Regions from separate parts of the Mus musculus genome. Here region 2 is linked to region 1. A link is a contact called in ENCODE Hi-C or POLR2A ChIA-PET data. All regions are on one chromosome and are shown on one strand. The core of a region is the stretch at or near the end of the contact, and the rest is flanking DNA. Distances in the headings are between cores, read along the strand shown.

The links. Hi-C counts contacts between places; a loop is a spot of excess contacts on that map. ChIA-PET counts read pairs that join two places held with the same protein, here RNA polymerase II (POLR2A).
Region 2: a loop to region 1 is called in a map of v-Abl transformed pro-B cells, with 2.4 times the contacts of the local background. The contact joins the promoter of Smtn here to the promoter of Pik3ip1 in region 1. A Hi-C loop is called at or near these places in 1 of 37 maps with a recorded cell type or tissue (v-Abl transformed pro-B cells). POLR2A ChIA-PET finds 5 or more read pairs at or near these places in 1 of 5 experiments (embryonic stem cell).

The regions. Positions count from the first base shown.
Region 1 is chr11:3,327,127-3,334,506 of GRCm38, forward strand. Pik3ip1 (phosphoinositide-3-kinase interacting protein 1) reads left to right here and starts at 3,605. Exons shown (of 6, transcript NM_178149.4): 1 at 3,605-3,878; 2 at 4,789-4,905; 3 at 4,983-5,102; 4 at 6,083-6,286; 5 at 6,379-6,457. The coding sequence starts at 3,809. It overlaps Gm12592 (predicted gene 12592), which reads right to left and starts at 4,064. Exons shown (of 2, transcript NR_165248.1): 1 at 3,788-4,064.
Region 2 is chr11:3,535,872-3,543,251 of GRCm38, forward strand. It overlaps Smtn (smoothelin), which reads right to left and starts at 3,421. Exons shown (of 20, transcript NM_001284427.1): 1 at 3,241-3,421; 2 at 1,452-1,565. The coding sequence starts at 1,502. Gm11946 (a long non-coding RNA gene) reads left to right here. Exons shown (of 6, transcript XR_001780145.2): 2 at 1-739; 3 at 900-3,844; 4 at 4,569-4,770; 5 at 4,900-5,315.

The DNA.
Region 1 (7,380 bases), core at 2,355-4,854:
ATAATTCAGTTATACATTTATTTTTTAAGATAGGTTCTCACTCAAGCCCTGGGTGGCCTGAACTCACTATATAAAACAGGCTGGCCCTGAACTTGCAGCAATACTCCCGACTCTGCCCTCCAAGTGCTGAGACACAGGTATATACCACCATAACAGTCAAGTATAAGATATTCTTTACAGTCATCCTGTGAACGATTTATCATCATCTTCATTTTACAGAAGCCCTCCTCTTCCACATATCCTTATGGGTTTTAGCAAACTGCTTAACTTCTGTACGACTGATTCATTGTACAAGGAGGTATGTCTACACAGTTTCTGAATGACTTTAGAGACAGGGTATAGAATGCACTAAGAACAGCAGCTGTCTCGTGAATGTCTCCCAATGTTAGATACAACATTTATTACTGTTCCGTGGCAAACCATTCTTTGGAATATACTGGGTGATCAGATTTCTGCAGAGATAGTTAGGTTATCCATCCCATCCTGCAGGCAAGTCTAGGTCAGTCTCTTAGCAATCCAGAGAGGGATGTGAGGGCCTAACACTAAAGTGAAAATACTTTGGCCCAAAAGACTTATAAACTGACTAATGGCCTTAAGTAACTGAAAACCAAGACTTTCCTGGCCACTCTATAACCTGTTGCCGTGGTCTTAATTTTTCTTTTTCAAAAACTGCCATCACCAGGTGTGGTGGGTGGCACATACCTTTGATCCTACCACTCCGGAGACAGAACAGGCAAATCTCTCAGTACAAGACCAATCTTGGGCTGGAGAGATGGCTCAGTGGTTAAGAGCACTGACTGCTCTTCCGAAGGTCCCGAGTTCAATTCCCGGCAACCACATGGTGGCTCACAACCATCCATAATGAGATCTGATGCCCTCTTCTGGGGTGTCTGAAGACAGCTACAGTGTACTTACATATAATAAATAAATCTTTAAAAAATAATAAAATATTACTGCCAAAACAAACCAAACAAAAAAGTGCAGGCAATAGTTTTATGAATTATTTGTTAAAGAAATATTTTAGTCAAAATTACAAATTATAAGGCAATCTCTTTAAAAGTATGGGCTTCCATGTCACATATGCTTGATGTATAGTTTTGGATTTTTCAGTCCTGTTGATGGAACTCACAGCCCTGTGCGTGCTAGGTAACTGTTCTGTCACTGAGCTACGTACTTAGTCCCACGTTGTTTATTGGTAAGATTCATTCTTAATTATTGTATTTTTATTTCTGTGTATGTGAGTGCTGGTACCTGTGGAGCCAGAAGAGGGCGTCAGATCTCTGGGGTTCCTCCCAGAATAGCAAATAGAAGTGAATTTATTTCAGCTGCTGTTGTTCATGTGCCTCTATAGAAAAACGTGTTTTTGTGGCTTGTGGCTTGTCCTTGTGATTGAACACCTTACTCATGTGATTCTTCTGATGTTCTGAGTAAAGCTGGCTATTGCATGTGACTCTCTCCCCCAGACTCATGCCACCATCTAGTGTGGAAAACAGCCCTCCTGCCTCACCTTCCTATGATGGGCATGCACCCAGCTTGTATACGTTCTCTATCCAGCTAAACACACTCCATTTGTCTCTCTCTTGCCTTGTATCACTTTCTTTTCTGTGATAATGCTGATGTTTTAAATATCATGCCTCTCCCATCCAGAATTTAAGCTTCATAAGAGTACAAATTCAAATATTTTTGTTCACACAATGAAGTCCCAGTATCTAAAAATACCAGCTAATATGGAGGTTTTCAAAATTAAATATTTGTAAAATTAACAAAAACATTTACCAAACTTTAAAAAAATATTTTTTTGGCACAGTGCCTCGTGTAGCCAGTGCTGGCTTCAAACGTCCTCTGTACATGCCCAAGGATGACCTTGAACTTCTGACCCTCCTGTCTCCGACTCCAGAGCTGGGATTCCAGACTTGTACTCCCCTACTCAGAATGTTGCATTAGGGATCAACAAAAGGGTTCTGACATGTCAACTGAGGTGTTTTAAAAGGACAAGGCTCTGCACCTATGAGATCTGAGCTCAAATCTTTAGCGCACACATTAAAAGCCAGACATGGTTATGTGTACCTAAAACCCAGCACTGGAGAGCATAGACAGGGTCCCCACAACTGGAGAATGTAGCCAGGAGCCAGCAGCCCAGCTTAAAGGTCACACTTTTGGTCCAGTAAGAGAACCTGTTTCAAGGTAGTAAGACACTGGGCATCCTGTTCTGACTTCCTTATTTACACACATGGGCACACACCATGTGATCTGACCCTACACACACACATACCACACACATATATACACACCACATGCACACCCCCCCACCCCTCCCCAACCCCACCCCCACACGCACACACACGCACTCTTTGGGGGGCGGTGTTTATATGTGTGTTTTGCCAGCATATGTGTATGTGCATGACTGAGTATCAGAGGAGGGAGTCCATATTCTGGATCTGGACACAGATGGCCTTATGCTAAGTGCTGGGAACTGAACTAAGTGCTCCGCAAGAGCAACAAGTGCTCGTAACTAATGAGCCACCTCCCCAGTCCGGACAATGGTTTTAAAAGGCATGTCAGGTGGTTTGGGGACATGGTTCAGAGACTAGGAGTACTTGCTGCTCTTCAAGAAGAGCTGACCCGAGTTCCACTGCCTACTTCAGCTACCTCCCATGGTCGACAACTGCCTATAACCCCAGTTCTTGAGGCCCTGAAGTTTTCCTATGGCCTGAGTACAGACACAGATAAACCCACAAATAAAAATAACCCTTTTCTTCTTAAAAGACACATCAGGGTTCAATCACTTCTCATAGTTAGAATCACATTAGCTTTCCACTATGATAAAGTCTATAAAACTTACTTCATAGTGTTATTTTTTTCCTCCCTACATTGTGGCAAGATCAAAACAGAGTTTCTATTCTTGGATTTGCCCCAGTCACAAGGTAGTCTTGGCAAACCACCCTGTTCTCTCAGTTTACTGAGGCTGCTTGGGAACTTCAACTGCCAGCCAAATAGAAACTCCAAAAGCCCTAAGTTATGTGGATGTGGTTTAACTGTAGACACAAATTATTGCAACTAGATTTCCTATATACTGCTTGAGGGGAGTTGGAAGGAAGACATTTTACTTCTGGGCTGGTAAAAAGGGTGGACTTTACAATATAGCTAAAGGAATTCAATGTTTGTGTAACATGTATTTTCAGCTAATGATACCCTTTCTGTGTTCCTACTATATATGGATAACCCAAACCTCAAATGTTAGTAAAGGAATGTGACTGAACTGGCCCTAGCAAAGTACAATTTAAATATATTGCTTCCAGACAGATAATTCTTAGTTGTGCTGTCTATGTGGTCTTAAATTCTTCCTGCTTCTGCAATCAGCATCCGCTCTTACAACTGTGTAGTGCTTTTGGGGCTCCTAATCCACCCCACTCCACGATGCCTTCTGACACAGTGACTCTGTACTCACACTGGTGGAAAAGGAAGAAAAGCCCTGGGCATGCAGTTGTGCAGGTCTCACGCGGAGCTGCTGCTAAGCAAAACCTCTCTGCCACTCTCGGCTTGGCTGAGTTCCTCTCTTGGCTCAGGGTTAGTGATCTGGTAAGGTCTAGGAGGCTTAGGACCCAGGGGGCGCCTTTCAGCTGAAAAACACCTCGGCTGCAGCAAGCTAGCTGGGAAGCTCCCAGTTCTAAAGAGAGGCTGTTTACCAGAAGAGCATAACAGGGGCCGGCCAGTCTGACTGCAAGGAGACAAAACTGCTGCCAAGGAGGACCCCCCCCCCCCATTTGGACACTGGCTGTTGAGTCACCTGCGAGCCGAAGAGACGAGGATGCTGTTGGCTTGGGTACACACATTTCTTCTCAGCAACATGCTTCTGGCAGAAGCCTATGGATCTGGAGGTGAGATTACGTTTTCTCCCCCTTTCTGCAGCAACTTAAATGAAACAGATTCCCCAAACGTGGTCAGGCCGACAGGGAAGGAAGGTTTTGGCTGCTTTTCTCGTTATCCTACGAAAGCATTCTTCTCTCCTCTCTCCTTCCTTGCCAGAGGCTTGCAGCTCCATCTTTGCCATTAAGAACAAAGACAAGTAGTCACTTTCTCTTTCCCTTTCCTTTCACACGAGTGGATGGAGTGGAATTCGTCTCTTCTACTCCCCAGAGTCTTACCCTTTTAAAGTCCGTTTGCTTTGTGTGGCAGGCGCACGAACCTCCCCTCTCCAGCCTCCTCCCGTGGCTCTCTGCTGAGGGGAGTGGGAGCTTAAGAGATGAGGCAGAGACCCTCAGCTGGGGTCTCTATTGGATCTTTTGCTTCCCTGAATCAAAGGCTTTTGTGGAATTCTCTTGGGAGCTGGCGGTGTCTGTTAAACTAGCAGAAAGTGGCTGTATTCGTAGAGAAGGGAACACCAGTTTATATAACATTGACTTCTCAACACTGGGATGACTTCCATGTCTGACTGCCCAGAACCAAACTCACCATCTCCACAGAAAGACCTTAGGGAGAAAGACCTTCTTGTACCTTCAAAGTGGTCCCAAGTCCAAGAATAACAACCCTTTGCAGTTGTGCAGCGATCTTAAGCTTTTTTAAAAGGAAGGAAGGAAGGAAGGAAGGAAGGAAGGAAGGAAGGAAGGAAGGAAGGAAGGAAGGAAGGGAAGGGAAGGGAAGGGAAGGGAAGGAAGAAGAAAGCTAAATCGAGTGTTGTGTGTGGACCAAACGCCGCCAGGGGCGTGACACTCTGAGGTACACAGGGCTTTCTCCCGCGGGGCCAGAGAAACGCACTAAGAGTCTCGGGCGGGTTCCTCTTCCTCATAGGCTGCTTCTGGGACAACGGCCACCTGTACCGGGAGGACCAGCCCTCGCCCGCGCCGGGTCTCCGCTGCCTCAACTGGTTGGCCGCGCAAGGCAGCCGCGAGTCGCTCACCGAGCCCAGTGAGTGTCCGCCGGGGAGGCGGGCGGGGTTGGTGGGCGGCGGCCGCGGCCCTTGACTCCTCTTCTCCCCACCTCAGGCCCGGGCAACCACAACTACTGCCGGAACCCGGACCAGGACCCGCGCGGGCCCTGGTGCTACATCAGCAGCGAGACCGGCGTCCCTGAAAAGCGGCCCTGCGAGGACGTGAGTTGCCCAGGTACTCGCCCTGGGACCACGGGTAAGGGACTCCAGCCCTGTGCGCCGAGCAGCGCTGCAGCGGTTACACCCGCCGCGCACGTGCGGCCGCTCGACGCCCGTCCCGCCCCGTCCCCACCCCCGCGCCGTCCGATTGGCCAGAGCTATCTCCAGGCAGCGGAGCTCAAAGCCCATTGGCCGCCGCAGCATTCGGAGTGAGCTCATCCTCTGCGAGCGCTTGTAAACAACGGTGGGAGGCAGCTTGCCTGCCTGTTCCGCCAAGCGCCCCGCCAGCCTTTACTGTGTAGCGGATGCTGTGAGCCAGGCCCCATGCTCACAGTCCCCGGGGAGAAGCTGTGTGAGGGCTCTGAGTCACCCAGAAGTTTGACCACCTGCCAAAGGCAATGGGTGTGTTCTGATTTGAATTCAAAGCTTTTAGACTTCAGAAAACTAAAATAGTTCTCTAGGATTAGATGAGGTGGTCAAGGTTAAGCACTTAACACTGGGATTGGCAGGAATCTTGTACGCAGTGTGGATTGTCTTCTGCTGTGAAGACCTGTGCAGTCTCTGGAGAAACCGCGTGGCAATCCCAGCAAGGTGTTGGAAGATCACAAAGACTGAAGCAGACAAGTGGGAGGCCAGAGAGAGGCTATTGTTTCTTGAGACCATTTCCTCACATTTGCCTTGTAATATCCCAGCATCCGTGCAGCCCTTTCAGGCCTGATTTTGCCCCTGGGGCAGGGGAGTTGTTTTCCCCCTTTCTGTTTTTGTGATAGGATCTCATTTTGCGGCCGGCTTGTTTGGCTGGCAGGGATTCACAGAGATGTTCCTTAATTCAGGTGTTCACCACCACTCCTGGCCTGGGGCAGGATTTGATATCAGTTTAGGGGAGCATTTTAGGGAAGACCCTTCCCGAAACATCCCCAACAGTCTTGTCAGGTTTGGCTGTAGAATGCACTTAGGACAGTCTTTGATGAGAGCTATTTCTCACCTCACCTCCAGAGACCACTTCCCAAGCACCACCGCCATCCTCTGCCATGGAGCTGGAAGAGAAGTCTGGTGCACCAGGTGACAAAGAGGCACAGGTGTTCCCTCCTGCTAACGCCCTACCAGCCAGGAGTGAGGCAGCCGAGGTGCAGCCAGTGATCGGGATCAGTCAGCTTGTGAGGATGAACTCCAAGGAAAAAAAAGACCTAGGAACTCTGGGTATGGCTACGTGGGATGGGGTTCCTCAGATGATATCATTGGCTGATTGTCCAGGGTGTGGCTAATGGGACCTGGTGTCCTGTCCTTTGCAGGCTACGTGCTGGGCATTACTATGATGGTGATCATCCTCGCTATTGGAGCTGGCATTATCGTGGGCTACACTTACAAGAGGTGGGTCCTTTCTCCTCCTGGATCTCTCGGGATAGGGCTAAGGAAGACATGAAAACAATATCACATCAGCTTCTTGGCGTCTTTCAAAAGGAAGTAAGGCATTGAATCAAAATCAGCTCAATAGTAGAGATTTGGTTTTAGTCACTGCCTGGTGATCTTGGGCCCTCAGGGCAAGGAATCCTCCTGTCTCAACCTCTTGGAAAATGGGATTTCTGAGCCCTTGTCATCATGCTCCGAAGGAAAAGAGATTCATTTTGTTGAGTTTTAAAATTTTGCTACTAAGATAGGTGTCCTGCTTCATACATACTCTAATCCCAGAACTCAGGAGACTGAGGCAGGAGGTTTACAAGTTTGGAAACTGAGGCTCTGTTTCAAAAAGACAAAAAAAAAAAAAAAAAAAAAAAAAAAAAGTAAAAAAGCAAAACATCTTTAATCTCAGCAGGCAGGAGGTGAGTTACCTCAATCTGTAAGGCAGAGTGAGACTGTGTGTCAAAACATTCCACTATTGAAAAAGGTCCCTAGCCCCTGGTCTTAGCCCCTGGTCTTGAAGTCTCATATTGGGGCTTAAATGTCATCAGTGGGGTGTCTTCTAGCGTAGGGAGAAGAAAATAAATCATTACAGAAGAAAACCCATTTGCCACTCCTTACAAGATATGAAAGTATAAGAGACTGCTTGGGAAGCAAGGACAAACTTGCAGCCCCATGGGACAAGTCTGTCATAATCAGTGACATGAATCAAAACCATTGTTACAACACTGAGTGTTCTCAGACAAAATCCGGGTATGAGTTCCAGCCCCAAGGACCAGCGCTATTTCTCTGCCAGGAGAAGCCTTCCTGTAAGGGAAGTGGCACAGTGGGCTGCGTTGTCCAGTTTTGGGAGCCACATCTAAAATGTGTTGAAGAGCCTCTCAGCCATCACTTTC
Region 2 (7,380 bases), core at 2,171-4,670, 210 kb after region 1:
ACCGTTCCTGCCACGAAGCCGGAGGGTGGGACCCTCACAGCTCCAGGCACAGCAATGGCGCGCACGGGCGCGGTGAAGCCCGGGGCTGGAGTGGGCCTGGGGCCGTGGAGACGAGACAGGGTTGGGTCTCCCTTGTCCTTTGCTCCCAGGCCCGGGGCTGGGAGGAAGCACGTCCGGCAACTACTGCTTCTGTTTCTCCTCTAACAGCACGTTTCCCAGCTTCCAAACCTTGCATGAATGGGGTCTGATGGGAGTGCGTGAACACTCAGCGTGGCTTTTCCTATGGAAAACATGAAGACTCTGACTTGAGGGACGGCGAAGGTGACCGGTGGGCATCTTTGGAGACCCAATCCCATCTCCTGGCAGCAGAGAGCCTGGAGTGGCTGCCCTTGGCAGTGGTGCAGGATGAGGTTAAGGTTCTTGCCCCAGGACACACAGGCCAACCTCATAGGAGAGGTCAAGGCAATTAGACCAAGTGGCTCAAGCCTCTGCCTCTAGGGGAAAGGATTGGTGGTGGTATGGGTCACTTGTAAGGAAAGTAAAGTCTATATAATTTTTTGCCCTTGACAGAGAGCAGGGTCTGGTTGGTGGGGCTGTGGCCCCTCTCCCCACGGCCTACAGCAGGGCCTTGCTGGTGGACGCATATTACTGCTCTGCTGTGTTGGCCCACTGCCTCTGTGTATGGGAGGAGGAAGACCTTGAGTGGAGTGGACCAACCCAGTCTCTATCCCAAAGTCAGGTCCATACCAATTCACCCCTTTCTAACGCTGGCAACCTATATTTTGTATCACACCCCCCACACCACCCCTTTTCTTTTACAAGAAGCCAAAGCTTAAAGTAGAAAATGACAGACAAGACATCACAGAACCCATTAGGACCCACATTCTATCTCTCTACAGGTTCTTCTAGCCTTTCCCATGACTCTGGGTATCCCAAGACTTCCCCCCACCCCCGGAGTTTGGACCCTAATAAAGCTTTTAGCCTGGAGCGTTTGGGTATGTGGTTTCCCCACACAGAGGGGCAGTATGCGGGTGCTGCATCTGTGACCTGTCAGATACTGTGCTCAGCACCCAGCAGTTGTTCTCTGGTTTGTTACTCATTGCTGCCCATTATCACTGGGCAGGCCTACAGGAGTGGGCAGTGCCCATGCTGCTAGGAAGAGGCAGATCCAGCCTTCCCACACCTATAGCAGCCCATGGGTGAGTCCCAGCAGTTACTGTTTAAACAAGAGATGACAGTTGGGGGTGGGTAGGTACCAGGTCTCAGCACCTGACATGGACAGGAACATGCCACAAGAGCCTCTGGAGCAGCCAAATGGAACCAACCTGGCGCTGTTCCCTGAGCCTCTCCTCCAAACCCCTCCCCCTCCTTATGTACTGAGAAGTACATAAGAAGTGGCCTACATCCCTGGGTTGGCCACCCCACAGTACAGTAATAGAGCTACTTATTACCAGTTTTCGGAGGGCTCCTTCATCCAGCCCAGCTAAAGCCTCGTCTGCCATCTTGCTGGCCCCTAATTCCTTCAGTATGTCAGCTCCCGCCAGGTCCTGGTGGCACTCAGAATTCTGCAAAAGGCAGACATGAGTTAGGTTGCTGAAGATTTTGTAGAAATCTCGGTCCCCTGGGGTTTATGCCTCTGTTGCCCTCTTTAGCCCATAAGCGTTCATGTCTTTCCTGTCCTACCCTGACATGTGGCTCCTGGCTGGGAACTGTCCTCTGCCCCAGGGTATTTTGCTGAAGAAAAAAAAAAAAAAAAAACCTCACCAAACCAAGAATAGGTGTTTCTGTTTCAGCCTTACCAGCTTGGCTGCCAGTCTGCCCTGTGGTCTAAGTTGACATCCTGACTAAGCCCCACACAAGAAGGGCCTGTACCTAGATGGAGAAGAGGACTCAGCAAGGCCCACCAAGCCATGCTTACCACCAGGGGGTACACGCCAGTCTCTAGTTACCTGCCATACCCACTCACCTCTAGGGGCCACCGAGCCTGCCCCTCCACCCACCTCCACAAGCTGGGCGTCTGGCTGTGGGCTGAGCCCATATCCAATTCTTACTAAGACTGTCATTCCCACAGGTATGGGAGCTACCTGTGTCTGGCAGTTCTTGGAGCCAGCCTTCAGTTTTGACTCCTTTCCTCCCTGATGTCAGCAGACCTGACCTTGGGGAGCCAGGTGTCCCTCTCTCCCTGTCCATTCACACACTCAGAATTCACTCACAGTTCACTTTCCAACTGGAAGGGCCTTGGGAAGCTGACCCACCCAACCTCTGGACTTCAGGCAAACTGAGAGGATGGGAGATGGTCAAAGATTCATCACAGGGGGTCAGAAAAACTCAGACTCAAAGGGCAGAAAGAACCTAACACAAATCTTGGTGACTTCTGCCTTCTGAAGTCCCCTTCCAAGATGCTGCCCAAGACTCCAGGCTGTTTGTTTCTTGTTCAACCACTGACCGTCAAAATGGATTCCTAAATCTGGTGCCAGTCTCTAGCCCAAATCACTCCTTCCTGGAGTCCCCAGTGTCTCTGGAATTTGTGGTTCCATGGTCTAGCACACCTGGATGTTTTGCTAATGTGGTGACTGAAATGGCCTCTGGACCCCCCACCTCCATTGATTCATCCCGAAATCATCCACTCCCTCTCTACAACAGTCACTTGGTGTGAGTCACCCCATCCGGTGAATGGGTCTGGGGGAGTCCCAGTGCGCACTAGTTGGAGTTGGAAGGCACTGCTAGAGTCTTTACCTCCTAGTCTAGATACTCTGTCTGGGGTAACTACCCCTCCCCAGTGCCCAATCTTAAGTATTGTGGACATGCTATGCTTCTTCATGTTGGGTAAGGGTGTTGTTAGTTCCAAACCTAGGTGATACTCGGGACTGTCTGCTCAGAAATTCCTGCCACTGCTTGCCACCATTCTCATGGCTTCATGCTACAGAGTTTTCAGTCCTGGGGATTGTTAAGGCCCTGCGAGAGATGGGTCAGGATCTGGGAAAGATTCCTCGAGGTATCAGCTCCCTATAGATTAGTGTCTCTGGGGATCGAGAAGCCTCTTCCAAGTCCATAGAGTCTCTTCAAGACTCTTTCCCCAGGGTCTCAGAACTTCAACCATGTGTCTTTGGAGTTCTCGTGATTTGGCTAGGGTTCCCGGACCTGGGAGTTTCAGAATCCCTGTCCAGACATCCAGGTTTCACACCCCCTTCCCCGGACTCATCCGGACTCCTAGAGTAGACCCGAGATCCTCATACCCACCTCTCAGTCCGGCCCGCCGTTCCGGCGCAGTTTCGTGTTAGTTTGGTCGGGACCCGGTAGATGCAGTAGAGACCGGCAGACCGACGGGAGGAGCCGCAGCCCAGGAGCCCAGGCCGGTTCAGCAACGTACCCTGGACTCTGCTGCAGACGCCTGTCCCGCGGCGCCAGCCAGATGGCTGGCTCCGCCCTGCCAAGCTGTCCCAGCCAATTCTCTGTTGAGACACGCCCCTGCTCTGGTCCCATTGGGAAAATTCAATTTTTTAGGACCCGCCCCCAAAAGACTCCAGCCCCTCACTGTACAGGCATGTTGGGTATTGTAGTTTTGGGGACTGCTGTTGCGAGGTCCTAGACATCCTCGGGTGGGCTTCACCAGGATACAGGCTCTAAGCCAAAGTCCGGAATGTGCCACAAACCGGGCAAATAAGTATCTTGGGATCCTGTAAGCCCTGAGCGGTCCTGACAGCCCCTCCCTGCCCTCCTTTTTGTTCTTGAGACCACATCCTTTCTCCGGACTCCACCCACTAGGCGCCTTAGTACACAGACTGCCCAGTCAACTCAACGCTCAAAGGGCGCTTTCGGGACACCTGGTCTGTGCCACCTCAGGGTAAGGAGACTGGGTGACCAGCAGCATTTTGACAATTATTGAGTCGCCCAGGACATCTGAGATGGAGCAGGATCAATCATATCGTACCTTCCTTGCTCATATATGTAGCATGCTCTCCCAAATTCTTTAAAGTCTGCCTCTGAGACCCCCGAAGTTCTAAATAGGGAGTATGAACCTCGCAACTCAACAAATGGGGGAAACTGAAGATCCCAAGGAGACAATACAAAGAGTCAACCAGGAGACCCAAGAGCTCAGACCCTGGAGGGAAAGCTTCCCTGTCATCCTGGAGGCTGTGGAGCCGCCCTACTGGTCTTGCCTAAGAAAAAAGTAGGGTGGAGCCTGGGCAGATAAAGTCTGGAGTCCAGCTTGATAAATAAAAACTGTAAATCAAATAAAAACCATAAAAGCACCAACGTATTTCTTGTGTGTGTGTGTGTGTGTGTTGTGTGTTGTGTATCAGATTATAATATCCATAACAACTTAATGAGATTTGACTGTTCCCTTATACAGATGAGACAAAAGCCTATGGGTAATGGAGTCGAGGTTCATCCCACCTAGCAGGGATTCTAATCTCTGCTAACACTATAATGTGGAACTGAGGTAGGGCTGAGCTGGCTCCTGTAGTCTCTCAGAGAGCTCCAACTCAGATTTCTCCAAGACCAACCTTTACACACCCAAAGAGAGGACCTGTGTCCATTTAAAGTCTTTTTGTTTCCTCCCACAGCCCCAAGAGGTGGTCCTCTCACCTTATATATTGGAAAATAAGACCTAGAGAAGGAAGCCCCTTGCGGGGGAGGCAGAAGAAATGCGCCAAACCGACGAAGACGCCGGCTGTGGAGGTTTCCTAGTCTTCCCTACCTGAGTGGGAAGCCGATTGCTCCAGTGAACCGCCTGCTCGCGCTGGCTGAGATCAATGAATGGCCGAGGTGGGTGCCTGTTTCCGGGATTGTCTATTTAGCGCTGTGCGCCCTCACCCTACCGCTTGTCAGGCCCTGGCCCGTCTCCAGACTGACCTACCTTGCCTTTTTTTTTTTTTTTTTTTTCCTTCTTGCCAGGGATGGTGCCATGTAAAAAGGTATCTGGTAGTGGTGGTGATGGTGATCTAGGCATCAAAGGGCGACCCCGTGCAAGTGGTGAGAACTTTATAATGTAGGCAGGGAAGAGAAAACGTCCCGTGAATGTACAGCAGGCACTGAAAGTCAGATTGCCAAGATAACAACTGTGCAAGACAGTCGGATTCTACAAGAAGGAAGTTGAAACCCAAGGTGGTAATGGCACTATTATCGCAGAATTTTGCCTAGAACCAGAGCACCTTTCCTCCCCTTGTTATTTCTAAGATGGAAGAAATCCTGGAGGGCTCCTCGGAGGTGGATGCTAAACATCATTGAAGATGAGTACAAAGAAAGTCATCAGATGGAAAGACATTTTTCAGAAGAGTAAAATCTGAGAGGCTTGTGGGTAAGAAAAGGAGGTGAGCAGAATGTGGGTAGAATAAGAAACAGGGGTGGTATTATCTGGGAACAGCCAGATGAGAAGGATGAATGAATTTGGGAGGACCTGGGAGGCTTGAGTTTCTGTCTGCTCATCTGTAAAAGCTGCAGAACTGACCGACCGACTGGCTTCCAGGCCTCCAAAGGGCTATAAGAGGAAAGCTCTGGATTCTTCCACATCCAACCCCGTTCCTGGCAGAGTTGGGGGGAGGGGCAGACACATCTCGTGGGCCAAGGGCAATATTTTGCTCCAAAGCTCAAGTCCAAAAATGATGGTTTTACCAAGCTGGCAGCCTGGTTCCCTGAGCCATTCCGGCTTCTTCTGCCCCAGACAGGGCCCGAGCCTGCACCTGGAGCCAAGCCTGCATCTGGGGCGGAGCCTGCACCCGGGGCCAAGCGAGTGGCAAGAAACGTGATGCTTTCTTGATGCTGTTTCTGCCCTATGCATGGCCTCGGACTTCTCGGAGACTCAGTTTCCTTCTCTGCACAGTGGAGATCAATGCGTTCGGTGGTGATCTGGGCATTTCTAAGCATCCCTCCCAAGCTGTACAACAGAAAACCTTTCAGAAAGAGCTTAGCCTTAGGAGATGCCTGTAAGTGGTTACAAGGCCGACTGAGGCCTGACCCTTGGAGTGTGAAGTGATCGAGGAGGCCGATGGGCAACAGAAAGAATCAGGGAGTGAGAAGTGGCTTGATGGCTGATGGTGCAGGCAAGGCAGGAGGAGAGATGGTACCTATATTCTAAAACCCACTGAGAGCAGAGTGTAGAGGAAAGGAGCAGCAGGAGCAGCAGGCGGCAGATGCTAGCTGTGAGACCAGACAGGAGCAGTCTAGCAAATGAGGCCATGGTTCTGAGATGGGACTGGGTGGGCCCTTCCCCCCTGTTGGTAGAGCTGAGGCCCCCATGGTCACAGCCAGCAGCTTGAGGAGCAACATTGATGACCTGCTTCTCAAACCAGTTTGGCAAGTCTGTCACATGTCATCCAGCTGTTGTGTCTCTGGGCAACTATGCTTGACCGACTGCCATCCTTGGAGGAGAGAGAAAAGACTACAGAACAGCTACTGGGAAGAGGGGGCACCAGAAGTACAGTCCCAGGGACAAAGGGGAGGGCTCGTGTGGGCTAACCTGGACCCCTGGGGACTTTTAAGGGGTCCCGAGTGCTGGGAGAAAGATGTATCCGTAGTATGATTTGGACCCTGGTTCCCAGTACACATGTAGCAGTTCCAGCATAAGGACCCTTGAGTCCAGTGAGATGTCACCTCTGCAGAGATGAGGCAGTCTCAGTGAGGCTACGGCATCTGACTCCTCACCCACAACTCAGACACAGACCCTTGATCCTGATCACTGAACAGCTGCCCTGTGGGAGCTTGGCCCATCTGATACTTTGTCAGATTTTTAAAACCAGTTCTCTGACTACTAGTGAATGCAGGAGCCCTAGATGTCTGTTTCATGGTACAGATACCTTGAGTCCCAGAGAGGACAAGGGGCAGGCCTCAAATCACACAAATCTTAAATCCCGTCTTTCTTTCTCAGGGTTCGATACACCTAAGCATGAAAAATAACACCAAACCTGGTACATATTGATCACCTACTGTGTGTATGGCACATATTGAGCACCTGCTGTTTATACTCAGCTGTCAAGTAGGTACTGGGATATACCCAATTTACATAAGTAAAAACAACTGAAGTTCAGAGACAGGGTAATTCTTATCCAAGTTGACATAGTGAGTTGATGGCAGAGTTTGCATTTTAGCCCAGATGTGTGGGCCTTTTTCCTTCAGCAGACCCAGGATTCCTTCCTGGATACATAAAGAGCTGTAGATAGGAGAGCAAATTGCTTCCTCCAAGGCCCCCAAGGCAAGCAGCATAGACTCAAAGCCTCTGTGCAGGCCAGGCCTTTTTGGGGCTGGCAGGAAAGTGCTAAGACTGCAGAACCTTCCCAGAGGAGGCGGCAGTGGTGGGAGGGAGGGTTTAGCACCAACCTCAGAGCCAAGTGTAGACGTGGCTGCTGGACCAGCTGCAGGCAGGGTGGGGCCCAAACCCAC